Regions from separate parts of the Mus musculus genome. Here region 1 is linked to region 2. A link is a loop called in an ENCODE intact Hi-C map of the cell type or tissue named here. Cell type or tissue: heart. All regions are shown on one strand. Each heading gives the region's core, and the rest is flanking DNA. Links, peaks and the distances in the headings are about the cores only. Region 1 overlaps Rassf5 (Ras association (RalGDS/AF-6) domain family member 5). Region 2 overlaps Gm51643 (a long non-coding RNA gene).

What was found. Peaks named below come from ENCODE experiments on the same cell type or tissue, not always from the same donor. Only the 100,000 strongest peaks of a DNase experiment are listed, where the experiment ranks them.
Region 1: it touches region 2 in a loop (4-fold over the local background); 3 of 42 quality-filtered maps call a loop at or near these places.

The regions. Positions count from the first base shown.
Region 1 is chr1:131,205,988-131,208,899 of GRCm38, reverse strand. The region is part of intron 2 of Rassf5 (Ras association (RalGDS/AF-6) domain family member 5); the gene reads left to right. Among named protein-coding and RNA genes, the nearest start is that of Gm28913, 38 kb to the left of the region's middle. In heart, for the core only: a CTCF peak has its summit at 1,236 (motif pointing right); a DNase peak (open chromatin) is centred at 1,153; H3K27ac peaks cover 479 bases.
Region 2 is chr1:131,114,927-131,117,838 of GRCm38, reverse strand. Gm51643 (a long non-coding RNA gene) reads right to left here. Exons shown (of 2, transcript XR_003947991.1): 2 at 1,932-2,289. Among named protein-coding and RNA genes, the nearest start is that of Gm51643, 3.6 kb to the right of the region's middle. In heart, for the core only: a CTCF peak has its summit at 1,723 (motif pointing left); a DNase peak (open chromatin) is centred at 1,248; H3K27ac peaks cover 1,789 bases.

The DNA of each region.
Region 1 (2,912 bases), core at 209-2,708, 91 kb before region 2:
ATAGATTGTAAGAGACAAATCGAATCCCCTCCCCCCCCCCCACCACCACCCTGTTACTCAAACCCTATTTCCCATTTCTTCTACCCAGTAGACTCCTGAGCATCCTTCTGGAGAGACCATCTCCTCCAGCAGCAGTTCCCGGGCCACAGGCACTCTCTTGGCATAATCCTGCTTGGGGCCTTATAGCCCTGGCCTTGCTGCACATGACTTGTTTATTTCAGTACTCTGTGCATACGAGCGTTTTTTAAAAATTTATTTCTATTGACTTGTTTGTGTGTGTGTGTGTATGCTGTATATGTGCACATGTGTGTGTGGGTGCATATGTGTGTGCTGTATGTGTGCACATGTGTGTGCAGGTACATATGTATGTGCAGTATACATGCATGTATGTGGGTGGGTACATATGTGTGTGCACATGTGTGTGCAGGTACATATGTGCATATGTGGAAGCCAGAGATCGACTCTGGGCATTGTTCTCTGAGACAGTCTCCCTGGAGCTGGGGCTCACTGATTAAGCGAAGCTAGCTGGCCAGTGAGCTCCAAGAGCCACATCTGCAGCGCTGTGATCACAAGCATGTGCTACTATGCCCAGCTTTGTACATGTGTTTTGGGGATCAAACCTTTGGAGTGGGTAAAAGTCCACTCATCGATCTGACAACCCAAACTAGATATGGTCAGATGTCCTAAGGCAAGGGGGAAATTACTTCCTTCTGTGACCGGCTGTTCTAGAGGAAAGTATAGAGACTCCAAGCAGTAGATCCAAGGTCAAAGCCACAGCTCAGGTCCTTAGGTTTGTGTGGCAAGCAGCATCTGTGGGTGCATAAAGACCATGTCTCTCTGCAAGCACACACATTCATTCGACTAACCATAGAGGTCTAAGCCATTGTGCCACTGTGTAGGTGACCCTGTTCCATTTCACCCAATGGACAAATGACTTCCAGATCTCCAGAGTGGATCGACCTGGCTGGTGGCCCTTCAACCCAGGAGGTCTGTTTCCTTTCTGCCTACATTCCCACCCCCCAAACATCACACACCCCTCAAACAGACACACCCCTCCTCCCTGCTGTTCCTTAACGGAGCCCGCTACAGCTGAGAACTGACTCAGTTGGCAGGAGTTCAAATCTCCTGACTCCTAACCTGGAACTGCCTCCCACAGCACACTGTCTCCACTCCAGGCCCTGCTTTCCCAGGTCCTTCAGAAGAGGAGGGGCTGCCGTCTGTGAGCCCAGGACCACCACACGGGGGAGCCAGAGAAGAGGAAGAAAGGAGTCGCAAAGGACAAAAGTCTTTTTGTTTTTAATTTTTCATGCAGTGTATTTTGATTATATTCTTTACCCTTCTCCAAGCTTAATGGCTCTCTTCTTTGTCACAGAGATTCTTGGTGGATTTAATATATATATATATATATATATATATTTGTGTGTGTGTATGTGTGTGTGTATATATATATACACACACACATATATATATATATATATACACATACACACACACATACACACATACAGCCTGGAAATTCAAGTCCTGAAATTACCTGCTGTGACACTTTACCTGGATATACTCCTGTGTTTTGAAACTCTATCATTGGATACATGCAGTTTTAAGATTATTATGTCCTTATAATTGGCCCCTTTATCGATGTGAAGTAGCTGTCTTTATTCTTGGTAGCATTCTATGAATTGAAATACTTTCTTATAAAGTTACTGAACTTTTTTTTTTTGAGATGCTGGGAATTAAACTTGGGGCCTCACACATAGCAGGCAAGTGCGCTACCACTGAGCTAATATTCCCAGCATTGCGTTCTTTGAATTACTGTAAGCTTAGTATTTCTTTTTTCTTTATGTTTATAATATTTTAATCTATTTACTTTACATCTTGATTGCTGTCCCTGCCTCCCAGTCCCCCCTTACATAATCCCTTCCCCTTCCCCCCTCTTCTCCTCTGAGGGGGTGGAGCTCTGCCCCCCCCCCCCGTATGGCTATTTGCTTTTTGTGCTTGCATGCGTGCAAGCATGTGCATGTGGTGTTTGGGGTGGGGGGAACAAAAGCAGTGTCTGGATCCATACCATGTATACATGTAGAGGCCAGAGAGGGTGTTAGGTGGCTTTCTCTATCACTCTCTACCTAGTTAGTGAGAGACAGAGTCTCTCACTGAACCTGAAGCCAGCCATGTGTGCTGGGTGGCTGGCCAGGGAGTTCTTGGCTTCTGCAGGTCTCTGCCCTTTAATGCTGGAGTTCCAGGCATGCACAGTCATGTTTAAGTTCATGTTGGAGATTCAGACTTAGTCCCTCATGCTCGCAGGGGAGTGTTCTTACCCACTGAGCTATCTCCTCAACATTACAGTGTCTTCCTACAGCCGTGTGTTGTTAGCCATAGGGATGTGTTCTGAGAAACGGGATTTGTCAGTCTGTAAAGGTCATGTGTTGACACAAACTTTGGCATAGCTTGTTACACTCTTGGCTTGTGTCGAGTGTATGCAGATACATGCCTTCAGCCTCCCATGTCTGAAAAGGTCCTTGTTTCGTCTTTGGATTTGAGTTGAAAATTATAAACTGAAAGGCTTTTTCTTTTGTTACTTTAGTGTAAATTCATTTGATACACCAATGTCACTATTATCTCTCTTGTGGTTCTCACCTCAAACTGTTCTCTGTCTCGGGTCATCTGTATGTGGCACAGTCTCCTTCCCAGGCTGTGTCTACATCTCCCTCCCTGCCCCCCCCCTCTGGTTTTTAAGACAGGGTTTCTCTGTATAACCCTGGCTGATCTGGAACTAGACCAGGCTGACCTTGAACTCAAAGATCCTCCTGCTTCTGCCTCCTGAGTGCTGGAATTAAACGTGTGCGCCACCACCTGGCCCGCTCTTTGCTGTGGCTTTTGACTATTTGAGTATCATGTGCTTTGCTGGTGGATGT
Region 2 (2,912 bases), core at 239-2,738:
CTCTCACCTCCCCATCCTCACCTCTACCACACCCCCCACCTCTCACCTCCCCATCCTCACCTCTACCACACCCCCCACCTCTCACCTCCCCATCCTCACCTCTACCACACCCCACCTCTCACCTCCCCTTCCTCACCTCCTCTCTGCACAAACCTGTTGTCATCTAAAGCTCATCACAGCTCTGACTTGGCATCAAGCTGTCAAGGCTCACTGAGCTGAATGTGTCTCTGGTTCTAGGATGAGGTGGATCAAGAGCACCCAGGAAGCCTGTTTACTAGTCACTTTCAGGTACTATAGGAAAATGAGGGAGGCTGTGAACTTTATAAATGGGGGAGCTGTAAGTCAGGGAGCAGGGCAGTGTTGTATGTTGAGCTTCTGGCTGACACTCCTGGGTGAGTTAGCTCCATTACAGTTGTGACTTTGAGACAGAGAGATGTATTGATTAGACAGCACCTAGGGCCGAGGCTCGTCTTGCCTGTTCATAATGACCTCACACTAGACCAAATGAGGGGTTTGTGAAAGCAGCTGAAGACACAGCATCAGTGATCCAAGTGCACTCTCTCAAGGTCTCGGCGCCCGCCCGTTACCTTACTAGACTCGCAACACAGGAGGTGCCACACCTAAGCTGTATCTAAATCATAGCGTCCTTCCTCCAACTTTGGCCCCATCCTCAAACAGGACAACAGGAGAACCGGATGGACCCTGCCGAGGCAGGTGGGACTTGGGAGCTGATAATCCTAGAAACAGCATGCAGCTCCAGAGATTTTCAGTCTTCCTGGTGTTCTTTTCCAAACGTTGTGGCTATTCCCCCCAGGCCTGATAGCTGAAGAACACTAAAAATAGGCCAGCTCATTTCAATTTAATTAGCCATTCCTCTGAGATCGCCAGATGGAACGAAGCAAAGACAGATGCGCTGGGGGCATCAGAAGTGGGAGTCGGTTCTAAATGTGGTTTTTGTGAGCCCAGACAAAGGCACGCTGCAGCCTGCGGGGACCACAGTCTGGCTGTTGCTCCTAGGTGCTGGCCAGGCACTGGGGAGAGCTGGTGGGTGAGGAGGGTTGGTAGGGGGTCTGCGGCTGGGGCAGGGGCAGAGAAGAGGCTCCAGGCCTCGGGAAAGCAGGCTACTTCCTCCTCAGGCTCGAATGTGTGGTCCCTGTGGAGGCACCTGCTTGTCTAGCTCCCGTCTTAGGGGTCTGTGGACAGGAAACATCCCACAGCAAGAAAGGGTTGGGATTGCCGCCAAGTGAGGTGAGGACTCTATTTCTGGAGCCCTTAAGAGTGGGAGAAACTGCCAGTTCCCCGGGGTCAGATATTTTCCTTATCTGAAAACAGGGTGACGTGCACAAAGTAAAATCAGGCAGCTCTTGGACAAAAGGGGTGGTGGTGGTGGTGGTGTTAAAAGGCCCTTAGAGGGCTGGTGAGATGGCTCAGTGGGTAAGAGCACCCGACTGCTCTTCCGAAGGTCCAGAGTTCAAATCCCAGCAACCACATGGTGGCTCACAACCATCTGTAACAAGATCTGATGTCCTCTTCTGGAGTGTCTGAAGACAGCTGCAGTGTACTTACATATAATAAATAAATAAATCTTTAAAAAAAAAAAAAAAAAAAAAAAAAAAAAAGGCCCTTAGAACCCAGAATTTATGCCCTTAACCAGCGGCTTCATAGTGCATAAAAGACCAGCGGTGTGGAACAAGTGCTCCCCCTGGTGGTGCACATAGGGATAAGCTTACCAGACGCACTTCATTAGTTTATTCAGCCATTCTCTATGTGATACAGTTTGTTCCCAAAACTCCAAACAAACGAATATGAGCCTGATGTGTGAATTAAGGATCGATCTCAGCTCTTTCTAGTTTCCCCTCCCCCTTTCTTCCCTTCTTTTCCCCCTCCGCCCCTCATTGATGGTTAGTCCCAAGCCAAGGGCATTTTTCTCATTTTGCAGGCTCATGTGAGCTATGATTTCATTGACTCCAGGATGAAGGCTGTGTGTGTCACTTTTCCTTTTGGCTCTCCTCCAAGGAGAAGAAATGGCCTTTTGTAACACCTTCGTGCAGCTTAGCTGGAACCTGAAGAATTGCTAGATTCCATACCCATGCTCTGGGGAGGCTGGGAGGAAGGATATTAACCACTGACCGAGAGCTCTGCTTTTGGTCCTGATGCCAGGGAGTGGTCTTCTCTGCTCAAAGCCAGCATCTCTGGCATTCATGCCTGGTCCTGTACTCCATGCTCCTCCTGGGTGACAGCCTTCTTTCAACCCGATCACGCATTACTTTACCGGCTGTCCAAGGTTGGCTGTCAGGAAAGGACGAGGGACCTGGGATTGTGGCACATAAACTGTGAAGACACTCCAAGATGTCTGTGCCCACTTGCCATGGTTCTTACAACCACAGAGCCATCCTCATCCTGGAGGTTTGTCCTTAGACTTCTCACTAGATGGAATCCTGTATCTGCCAGATACTGGGTGCCATGGATGAGAAACAACCCTGTGGAACCAATTCATGTTCTCCTTTAGGTAGACACTCTGTGGCTGAGTTTCTTTTGTTTTTGAGCTTGCAGACCAAGGTCTAGCTATTGCTTTCAGGCACCAGAAATGGCAGAGAGTCCTCCCCTCTGCTCCTCTTCTTCCCCGTTTCCCTGCTCACTCCTCCTCCCCTCATCCTCCTGCCTCCTTTGTCTTCCCCCTTCCTTTTTCTTCCCTCCTCTCATTCTTCTCCCTCCCCTCCTTCCCACCCCTCTTCTCCTTCCCCACCCTCCCATACCTTCCTCCCCTCCTCCCCCTTTCCTCCTCCCCCTTCCTTCCCCCTCCCTCTTCATCTCCCCTTCTTTCCTCTCTCCCCTTTCTTAGTGTCCCCTCCCCCACCTTCCGTCCCATGCTCCCCCCCCCACTCCACTCCCCTCTCCAGTAGGCGTATGTT